Linked DNA regions of Homo sapiens: region 1 is linked to region 2. A link is an interaction called in ENCODE POLR2A ChIA-PET data of the cell type or tissue named here. Cell type or tissue: B cell. All regions are shown on one strand. Links, peaks and the distances in the headings refer to the core of each region. The heading gives the core; the rest is flanking DNA. Region 1 overlaps JADE2 (jade family PHD finger 2). Region 2 has its middle 12 kb from the start of LINC02999.

Region 1 (5,247 bases), core at 1-5,000, 110 kb after region 2:
CAGACTTTTCACTAGTCTTTAAGAGAGAGATATGGCATGCTTTTTTTTTTCTTTTATTCTTTTCTTTTTTTTTTGAGACGGAGTCTCGCTCTTTCGCCAGGCTGGAGTAGAGTGGTGCGATCTTGGCTCACTGCAACCTCCGCCTCCCGGGTTCATGCGATTCTCCTGCCTCAGCCTCCCGAATAGCTGGGATGACAGGTGCGTGCCACCACGCCTGGCTAATTTTTGTATTTTTAGTAGAGGTGGGGTTTCCCCATGTTAGCCAGGCTGGTCTCGAGCTCCTGACCTCATGATCCGCCCTCCTCGGCCTCCCAAAGTGCTGGGATTGCAGGCGTGAGCCACTGCGCCCGGCCGTAAGCCATGCTTTTGACATCTTGAACCTTTTACGGGAGTTCTTAGAGGGGGAGTCAAGTGCCTGGCATACAGCAGATGTTCAGGAAGCCATTGCTATTACCGGCCTCTGGGTAGGTTCCCCTGCCAGGGCTGGTTCAGAGATGAGTCCTCTGGGCTTTATACTCTTCTGGTCTCATGAGGCAGAGAGACCCCTGGCCGCTCTTGTCAGGAGGAGGCCACATGGCCCTGGGTCTTGCCTCCAGCTACGGAGTTCAGCCAAGTGCTTCTTTATGCAACCTGGGAAACCCTCCAAGTCATGTCTCAGGGCAGAGGGGTCTTGTGTCCTGGCCTCCCCCACCCACCAGTCTGCCTGGTCTGGGCAGCTTGGGGTTTTGGCTGTCTACTCCTGGCCTTGGCAACCTTGTGGCTCTTGCTCGATCCCATGTAGACCAGGCCTGGGGCAAAGATCACAGCTGTTACCTCCCCTGACGTTGGCACCCTCATTTCGTGGCAGCTGCATCTGATTGGATCATAGGCACAGCAGACTCGAAGCCCCAATAGGGTGATCTGTGGGGATTGGAAGGGGAGGGGTCAGGCAATCCTGTTCCAGTGACTCCTGATGGCTGAGTGTTTATTAATACTTGTCTGGGGTCTTCGGAGAATCAGGGGTGCCCCAGGCCTCTCCAGAAGTGAGAATATGCATGCCAGGTCACTGCCACACATACCAGTGCCTAGGGTGAAGGGGTGAAGGTCAGGCCACCAGGTGGGCACAGCGAGGTCAGTCTTGATTAGGCTTGGCCCAGCGGTCTGTCCTCTCTACTTGATGTCAGTGTCATTTGGTTCCGGAAACATCTCCTGGCCTGGGTAATTAATTGCAGATGTTTCCACACCAGTAGCTTGGCTTCAGTCTGCCTGTAGGGTGCTTTATCTGTTGACATCAAGAGGAGGGCACGTGTTCCGGCTGCTTTGACTTTACGAGGTGCATTCCCAGCATAGGCATGGCTGTGCTAAGCTGACGTGAGCTGGGCACTCCTGGCCTGTCCGTGATCTTTGGAGAGGATGGACTGGGGGTGGGGAAGTGCTCCCTTAGAGACATCTCCACGCCTCTTCTGTTGCTATCTCCCTCCGGCCCAGCCACTGCATCCTCCTGGCACCTCCCACTGCACAGCCCTCATCTGGAAGGCTGCCTGGTAGCTGCCCGGGTCAGAATTGTTAGAGAAACCCTGTTCTTGAGGACTTGCTATGCTGAGCCTGTGTTCATCTTTTCATTTAACAATCATATTAGCTTTACAAACTGCATGTAACTGTCCCCATTTTATAGATGAGGAAGTCGGGAAATTCTGGGGAATTCCCTGCATGGCCACCGGGGCCTAGTGGGCTGGGCCAGGAAATCAAAGGCCCCGAGAACAAGCCCTGGGCTGCCCCTGTGAGGCCCAGAGACAGAGCCCTGTGCCCCCGTCATCCCAGCATGCTGGTTCTGGCTGCCCTCCCCCAGCTGCCACCCCAGGCCCCCTCTGTCCCTCCCTCCCTGGCCTTTGGGTGGGTCTGCCCACCTCATGGTCTGAAATCTGTCTGAACAATGAGCACTTGTCTCGCCCCTCTCCAGACTGAATTGAGTGAGGGCCTGTCCTGCCCCTCACTGGGGCCAGAAGTCTCAGCCAGGGCAGAACCCACCTCTGGTGTGTGTCTGGTCTTCTAGGGTAAAGACCCCCTCCCCTCCCATAGATCCCAGCCAGCTGACGCCCTCCTCCCAGCTGACCTCCGCCGTCCTGGCTACAGCTGAGGGTGAGGCCTTGGCCTAGGGTCAGGTCAGTCCATGCCTGGTAGGAGAGCTTCCTTCAGAGCCAGAGCCAGAAGGGGGCAAACAGATGAAGAGGAGAGACCCAGGAAGGACAGCAGATACCTTCTGATTGTGAGTCCCTTCACCTTGGCTCTTCAGAAGGAGCACAGTGATCTTGATCCCAAGAGGCTTGGCCAGGTGGCCGCTGACCAGGCAAGCAGATGTGGGTAGTTATGCCAGGAAGTGGTGGGCATCCGGACACCCCCACTCAGCATGTGCTTAGGGCACAATCAAAGCTGGTTCACAACCAAATTACAGGCTGCATTTTTAAAAGAATGTGTTTGTTAAGTAACAGTTTCATGGGGAAAGGCAGAATTGTGTTGGACCGAGTGTGTTAGTATTGCTTCCATATGGAATCACCTGTTAGTGTGGGGTGTGGTCATACCCTGATAATGACCTAGAACCTTCCTTCATGTGGGCCTCTTGTGTGGGAAAAGGTGGTGCCAAGCCCCTTCCCCTTCTCCGTGCCCCCTCGACCTTATATAGGCCTTCCTCCTGGCTCGGAGGCCATTCTCTCTGCCGGGTTGGGCCCCTGCCTCCCCGTCTCCTTCATCCTTCCTGCCCTTTTTGCTGACATTGGGTGTGGTGATGGGGAAGCCCAGGAGCCCTCGCCACAGCTCTGCCATGTCTCTGTGCCATCTAAAGCCCTGCCCCTTCCTCCCTGTCAGCGCTGAGTCACAGCTTCTGGCAGCCTTGCCCCCGACCCCAGGATGCCTCTCAAGTAAGGGGCCTCCCCGCCCTGGCAGAGCTGGCCAGATGGAGGCCAGGCTCCGAAGCAATAACCATGGCAACCAGCGGGGGGTGGGAAGAGCTGGCTTTTTGAACTGGCATCAGGAACTGAGGGGCAGCACACAGCTGAGCCAAGGGGAAACCGTGCCCTCCTGAGGCAAAGTGCCCCCTATATTCCATTTCAGGAGAGGGGTAACATCCCAAGGTCTCAACACACACACACACATCACACAACACACACACACACCACACACACACCTCACACATCACACAAAACACACCCCACACATACCACATGCACACACACACACATCACACAACACATACACACACACCACACACACACCTCACACATCACACAAAACACACCCCACACATACCACATGCACACACACACACATCACACAACACATACACACACACCACACACACACCTCACACATCACACAAAACACACCCCACACATACCACATGCACACACACACACATCACACAACACATACACACCACACACACACCTCACACATCACACAAAACACACCCCACACATACCACATGCACACGCACGCACACCACACACACACCTCACACATCACACAAAACACACTCCACACATACCACATGCACACACACACATCACACAGCACATACACGCACACACCACACACACCTCACACATCACACAAAACACACCCCACACATACCACATGCACACACACACATCACACAGCACACAACACATACACACACACCACACACACACCTCACACATCACACAAAACACACCCCACACATACCACATGCACACACACACATCACACAGCACATACACACACACCACACACACACCTCACACATCACATAAAACACACACACACCACACAAACACACACACACACACAGTGATTACTGTGTGTCAGGCATTTTCCTAAGAGTTTTGCAAACTTAATCCATTTAATCCTCTCACCAACCACATAAAGTAGGTATTATTATTGTTGTTATTATGATGATGATGATGATGATTATTATTTTTTTTGTTGTTGTTGTTTTCAAGCTTTTATTTTTTTATTTTTTTTTTTATTTTTTTTTTTTTCAGACAGAACCCATGCTCTTTATTAGATTATGTTGCCTATGTTTAAAAGTGTTCAAATTCAGTCTTTTACATTGAAAATAACTTTTTTTTTTTTTTTTAATTATACTCTAAGTTTTAGGGTACATGTGCACATTGTGCAGGTTTGTTACATATGTATACATGTGCCATGCTGGCGCGCTGCACCCACTAATGTGTCATCTAGCATTAGGTATATCTCCCAATGCTATCCCTCCCCCCTCCCCCGAACCCACCACAGTCCCCAGAGTGTGATATTCCCCTTCCTGTGTCCATGTGATCTCATTGTTCAATTCCCACCTATGAGTGAGAATATGCGGTGTTTGGTTTTTTGTTCTTGCGATAGTTTACTGAGAATGATGGTTTCCAATTTCATCTATGTCCCTACAAAGGATATGAACTCATCATTTTTTATGGCTGCATAGTATTCCATGGTGTATATGTGCCACATTTTCTTAATCCAGTCTATCATTGTTGGACATTTGGGTTGGTTCCAAGTCTTTGCTATTGTGAATAGTGCCGCAATAAACATACGTGTGCATGTGTCTTTATAGCAGCATGATTTATAGTCCTTTGGGTATATACCCAGTAATGGGATGGCTGGGTCAAATGGTATTTCTAGTTCTAGATCCCTGAGGAATCGCCACACTGACTTCCACAATGGTTGAACTAGTTTACAGTCCCACCAACAGTGTAAAAGTGTTCCTATTTCTCCACATCCTCTCCAGCACCTGTTGTTTCCTGACTTTTTAATGATTGCCATTCTAACTGGTGTGAGATGATATCTCATAGTGGTTTTGATTTGCATTTCTCTGATGGCCAGTGATGATGAGCATTTCTTCATGTGTTTTTTGGCTGCATAAATGTCTTCTTTTGAGAAGTGTCTGTTCATGTCCTTCGCCCACTTTTTGATGGGGTTGTTTGTTTTTTTCTTGTAAATTTGGTTGAGTTCATTGTAGATTCTGGATATTAGCCCTTTGTCAGATGAGTAGGTTGCGAAAATTTTCTCCCATGTTGTAGGTTGCCTGTTCACTCTCATGGTAGTTTCTTTTGCTGTGCAGAAGCTCTTTAGTTTAATTAGATCCCATTTGTCAATTTTGGCTTTTGTTGCCATTGCTTTTGGTGTTTTGGACATGAAGTCCTTGCCCACGCCTATGTCCTGAATGGTAATGCCTAGGTTTTCTTCTAGGGTTTTTATGGTTTTAGGTCTAACGTTTAAATCTTTAATCCAGATGAT
Region 2 (5,489 bases), core at 265-5,264:
TGCTGTCAGCTGGTAAAGTGTCATGGCACTGCCCAAAGCATCTTATTCACAAATCTGTCTGGGCCTCATGGACATCCCAGGGAGACCCATAAGAGAGTGGCCTCTCCCTGTACCAGGTAAGGTCACCTAAGTGATAAGAGAGACTGCACAGGAGAGGGTGGAGTCAGGGTCTCCTGATCCTTGGGCTGTGGTTCTCATTATAAAATGCCTTTTGCAGACATTTCTGACATAAACTGCCCATCATCTTAGGAAGATTTGGGCATCAACTTGCCATTGGCAGCAGGGACAACTGAGACAGCCTCCAAAAGGCACTTCCAGCTGGCGACTCTTAGAAGAATTTCTGAATGAATGGTGCCAAACCAGGAATAGGAATAGGAGTGTCAGAAAACCCAAAATAATAGTTATGAAAACAAGAGGAGTTTATTTCAAAAAAAAAAAAAAAAAAAAACCAGATGAGGTTGGAGGTAGGTGTCAAGGGTTGCTAGGCCCTCCACTGTTTCAGAAGGCCAAAGTTCCTTCTGTTTTATTGTTCTCCTCTATTGTTGAGTAACAAATTACTTCAAAATGCAGTGGCTTAAAACAACTGTAAACATCTATTATCTCGCACTTTCCGTGGTCAGGATTTGAGACTTAGCTGGGTGGTTCTGGCTCAAGCTGTCTCATGAGGTTGCAGTTGGGATGTCAGATGAAGCTGTGGTCATCTGAAGGGGTGACTGGACCACCACATTGCTGGCAAGTTAACCCTGGCTATTTGCAGCAAGCCTCGGTCTCTCACTGCCCCTAATCCTTCATTGGGTTGCTTGAGTGGGCTTCTGCTAGCCTAGAACGAGTGATACAGTGAGGGCAAGGCATACACTGCAATGTCTTTTATGATGTCATCTCAGAAGTCACTTACTATCATTTCTGCAATACCCTGTTGGTTACATGGATCAGCCCTATTGCATACAGGAGAGAACTGAATAAGGACATGAATCACTGGGGGCCATCTCAGAAGCTAGCTACCACATCTGCCATCCTCAAAGCATGTGGCTTCATCCTCATGTCCCAAGATGGCTGCTCGAACTCCGGCAATCACATCACAGACAGTGCATTGCAGCTAGTGGGAAGAAGGAGGAAAGGAAGCAGCGTGTGATTTCCTGAAGTTGGATGTACCATTCTATTTTAGTCTCACTGGTCAGAACTTAGTCATATATTGATAACTGCAAAGGGGGCTAGGAAATTTAGTATTTATTTTGGGTGGCCATGTGTTCAGCTAGACCAGATATTGGGGATAACTGGCCATCTCTGCCACATCAGCAGTGTTCCCGTGTGTATCACACAGGATGAGGTCTGAGGGAGGAAGCACAGAGAACATTACTACCTTGGGTTACTGACCTGGCAAATGACTTACAACCCATTTTGTCTGGGAAATACATGTGTGTGTGCGTGTGCGTGTGTGTGTGTGATGGGGATGGGGAGGAGTGCAAACTGTGCTTCACCCCGTAATTAGTGAATCTCACTTTAAAAAGAAAATAGTCCTTAGAGAAGCTTAGGAGACAAATAAGTGTAAACAACAGACCCAGTCCTAGAAGCCCAGCCAAGGGTGCTCTTAAAAATTAAGAAGCTCCAGAAGATGAAAGATCATCACAGGAGGCATAGTGAGGGCAGCCTCATTCTATCCCTAGACCTGCAGGTTTAAGTAAATTCCAGGCAGCCTGATTTACTGATCCAAATGCAGAAACACAGATGGGCGCCTCCACCAGCTGTGTTTTTAAAAGATCATATGATTCCTGATCAATGAACCAAAGAGACTGAATGCAGAAGTATTTAGCGCTGAGCTGAGGATTTGCCCAGAGACCTCTCAGAGAGCAGAGCCAAATCTTGAGCAGCCAGCTGAGTGCTGACTCAAGCTGGGGATGGGGGTAAGGAGGGTGGTATTGGGCGGCAGAGGCCTAGCTGAGTAGAAGATGAGCCATCAGTCAGCCAGAGAACTCTAAGGTGAGAAAAGTCCACAGGAAGAAAATCTGCCCTGGCAGAAGGAAGACAAGGCTCTGGCTTGGTCAACTGGCCAGTGACGGGGTACTGTGATCCTAGAGGAATGCGAAGTCTGGAGCAAGAAGCCTGGGGCTAGGGCATCCGAAAGGACAGCAGGTACTGCCAAGTTCCTTCTGGCAGGAGTTTGCTTTCTCCTTTCTGCCACATTCTGCCTGGACAGTGGAACCTTATCTTGGGCTGTGTGTGGACTAAGGACTCAGTGGTACTTGCGGCATGGAGGGTGGCTGGGGACCTCCCACCTGCCTGGCTGGTCCTACTCTCTGCCCATGGTTGGGGGTGTTGGCCCAAGTTGGATGAAGTCCTGTGTCCTGCATCCCTACTTGGCCATCTCCAGATGGGGCTGTCAGGACACCCTGGGCAGCTAGCGTGTTCACTCACTCAGGCCACAAGCCATGCTCCTTATTGCACATGGTCATCAGTCATCACTGCATTCTTGCTGTACAAGAGTCAATTTCCAGTGCAGTAAGGGGATCACCAGAATTCCCAGCCTTCCCATTGTGCCTTGGCCTGAATCTCAAGTTTACCAACAAGGCCTTGGAGGACCTCTGCAGACCCTAGTTTGAAGGCCCTTTCATGAGAGACACCTCCAGGCATGGTTGAGGTCAGGCCCCACCTTGGGCAGAGAAGGATGCAGGGAGTAGTGAGGAGGGAAAAATCAGCCCAAAGGGCATGGAATTGGCTCAGGCAGCCTGAGACTGTTTCGTGGCTCTGTTGCAGCAGTGTGTATTGAGCTCAATGGGGAAGACACTGGGCTATACCCTGGGGACACAGAGGGGAGGGCTCCTATGACATCACCCCGGACACATAAATAAAGCAAAGCAGCAGAGGGTGCAATATGCAGTGATGGGTTAAGGACAAGGTCCAGAAAGAATGTGGGAGGGGAGTTTGCTGGCAGAGTAGTAAAGGAAAGCTTCACAGAGGAGGTGACACCTGCAAGAAAGAACAGGAGGAGGAGGGGCAAATCAGGGAGAGGGAAGGGCAGGCTCAGAGTCCTGAGCTGGGCAACCACCTGGGGTAGAAATAAGGGAATCTCACCTGATGTGTTGACTGTGCTCTGAAATTTCTGGGCTCCTTCAGGGTGGAGTGTAGCCTTGATCTCTCTCCGCTAACTCAGAAGAGTCAGGGGAGTGGAGAAGATGCTCCCTCTGCAAGATTTGTTGCATTTCCTTTTATATTTGGGTCTTTGGTACCTGACCATGATGGTGAAGTTATCATAAATTAAGAAAGAAGAGGGGCCAGGTGAGGTGGCTCATGCCTGTAATCGCAGCCCTTTGGTAGGCTGAGCTAGGAGGATTGCTTGAGGCCAGGAGTTCAAAATCAGTGTGGGCAACATAACGAGACCCTGTCTCTACAAAAAATGAAAAAGAAAAAAGAAATAGCTGGTGTACACCTATAGTCCTAACTACTCAGGAGGTTGAGGCTGGAGAATCACTCAAGCCCAGGAATTCAAGGTTGCAGTTAGCCATGACTGCACCACTGCACTCCAGCCTGGGTGAAAGAGCAAGACCGTGTCTCCAAAAAAAAAGAGAGTGAAATTTCTTTGGTCTAGGAGAATCTGCCCAAGCCCCTCATTCCTTTTCCATGTAGGTTTCCAAGTGATTCTGGATGGACCGTTAGGCCTGATTGTCCCCAGAAGCCTCGGATGGGGCAGGAGGCAGGGCTGGGAGGCACACTGGGTGGGGCACTCTGCAACTCTCTCCACTGTTAGATACAGTCCCCTGAGGTCTCAGAGCTTCTCCAGAACCCAGGGGAACCCCCAGCGCCACCAAAGCACCCACCTTGCCTCTTGCAACAGGCCTTATAGCATGAGAAGAGTGATGTGGCTCATGCTGGCACATCATGTATGACCCCAGTCACAGTTTTTGTGGTGTGCAAACTTGCCTTTCCTCCAGGCCCCAGGAAAATGTGAAATGCAAATAAATCACCACGCAAATCTAAAACAAACATCAGCTCCAGAGCTGTTTTATGAAGGCAGAAGGAATCGCAGGCCCTGAGTGGTCCAGCAGGCCCCACTCTCTCTGGGTCATGGTGGGCAGGTGGGCCCAAGCCAGAGCCATGCTGGGATGGCACCCTGTCTCCAGCTACAGGTGGCCCAGGAACCTCAGGCATGGAGCTGCCAGTGCCCAGAAAGGCTACAGGAGAATTTACGGCGCAGATGGAGAATGGGGCCTGCCCTTAGTATCTAGTCCCTGGACAGCCCATCTCTTTCACCCAGGAATCTCTGTCTCCTGGTTGTTGCTCTTCTCACTGGGATGTGCAAATAACCTCCTGGCAGCCTTGGTCTCTCTCTTACCTCTGTCAGTTCCAGTCCGAAGGCCTAGCTCAGGTCACATCCCTCTGACTCAGATACACTTTAATTACAAACTCCTCAGTCTGTCATTTAAGGCTTCACCCACTACGGTACCAATTCACCACTCACCAGTCCTTCAGATCATCATCCCCCAGCCATGTATGTGCCCATCCTTTTTATAGTCTCCCTGCAAAGCTCTCCCATCTTCAGGTCCTGGATCTTGCCTTTACCTGGTCCCAAAGCCCCCTTATGGGGGCATTTGCTGTGATGCTTGGCCCACCTGATCAGGCCCCGCTTTAACACTGTCTCACCTATCAAGTCTTCCTTGACATTCTCTGCCCCCTGAACCTATGGCCTAAGGGATGGAGCTTTTTACTAGATTTGCATCTTTAATTATAGGAGTGATACATGCTTGTAAAAACATTCCCACATTACAGAAGCATACACAGTAAAATGAGTGTGTGTCATCCCAACTCTCCATTCCCTAGAACTCACTCCAGTTAACAGCTAAACCTACACACAGACCCTTGTTTTACCAGCATGGGAGGGGCCCTTGGGGACCTTCCGTAACTACTTAAGCTAGCAGTAGCAGAGTAGCGGTGAGGGGTGAGCAGACTTGGTGAAGGTTTTGGAGAGCGGTGACCTGGGTTGACTCAGAAAGAAAATCCTCAAGGTTGGTCTGTGGGACCCCTTAATTTCTTTTACAAGTCAGTTCAAAGAACAGAGCCCCAGGGAGACATTCCTAGTTGTGTGGGAATAGTCATTCTGTTCTCCCAAGAGCCAGAAACTCAAGTTCAAAAGGCAACCAGGTCTCTAAAGAATTCCCTTGGCCTAGCACAACCTGTCACTGCAAGCCCAGGTGGAGCTGAAGTCTGGCAGTCTTAATGGGGTGGTCACTCAGTCAGATGGAGAGAGTCAGAGCTAGAACCTAGGCCTTTTCTTCTCCAGCCTGGGCCCTTGCCTGTGCCCTGCGGGCCCCTGCCTGTGCCCTGTGGGCCCCTATGTTCTGGCTGGTCATCCTGGAGTACCCCTACCACCAAACAACAGAGACCCCTGTGTGCCCTGCTGGCAAAGCAGTGATTCTCTTTACAGTGTGGCCCAGAGAAGAGTCCACCTTCAGAAATAAATGACCCTGCCCTCCTTAGAATAGGATCTAAGTGAAGAA

The links. ChIA-PET counts read pairs that join two places held together with the same protein. Peaks named below come from ENCODE experiments on the same cell type or tissue, not always from the same donor. Only the 100,000 strongest peaks of a DNase experiment are listed, where the experiment ranks them.
Region 1: POLR2A ChIA-PET joins it to region 2 with 7 read pairs; 3 of 35 experiments call an interaction of 5 or more read pairs at or near these places.

Annotation. Positions count from the first base shown.
Region 1 is chr5:134,553,299-134,558,545 of GRCh38, forward strand. The region is part of intron 4 of JADE2 (jade family PHD finger 2); the gene reads left to right. Among named protein-coding and RNA genes, the nearest start is that of JADE2, 30 kb to the left of the region's middle. RefSeq lists an enhancer at 1,231-1,750 and a silencer at 1,821-1,920. In B cell, for the core only: no CTCF peak of the experiment used is centred there; DNase peaks (open chromatin) are centred at 475, 1,483, 1,663 and 2,873; H3K4me3 peaks cover 1,367 bases; H3K27ac peaks cover 3,909 bases.
Region 2 is chr5:134,444,218-134,449,706 of GRCh38, forward strand. No RefSeq gene overlaps it. Among named protein-coding and RNA genes, the nearest start is that of LINC02999, 12 kb to the left of the region's middle. In B cell, for the core only: no CTCF peak of the experiment used is centred there; DNase peaks (open chromatin) are centred at 1,784, 2,814 and 3,824; H3K4me3 peaks cover 1,212 bases; H3K27ac peaks cover 1,684 bases.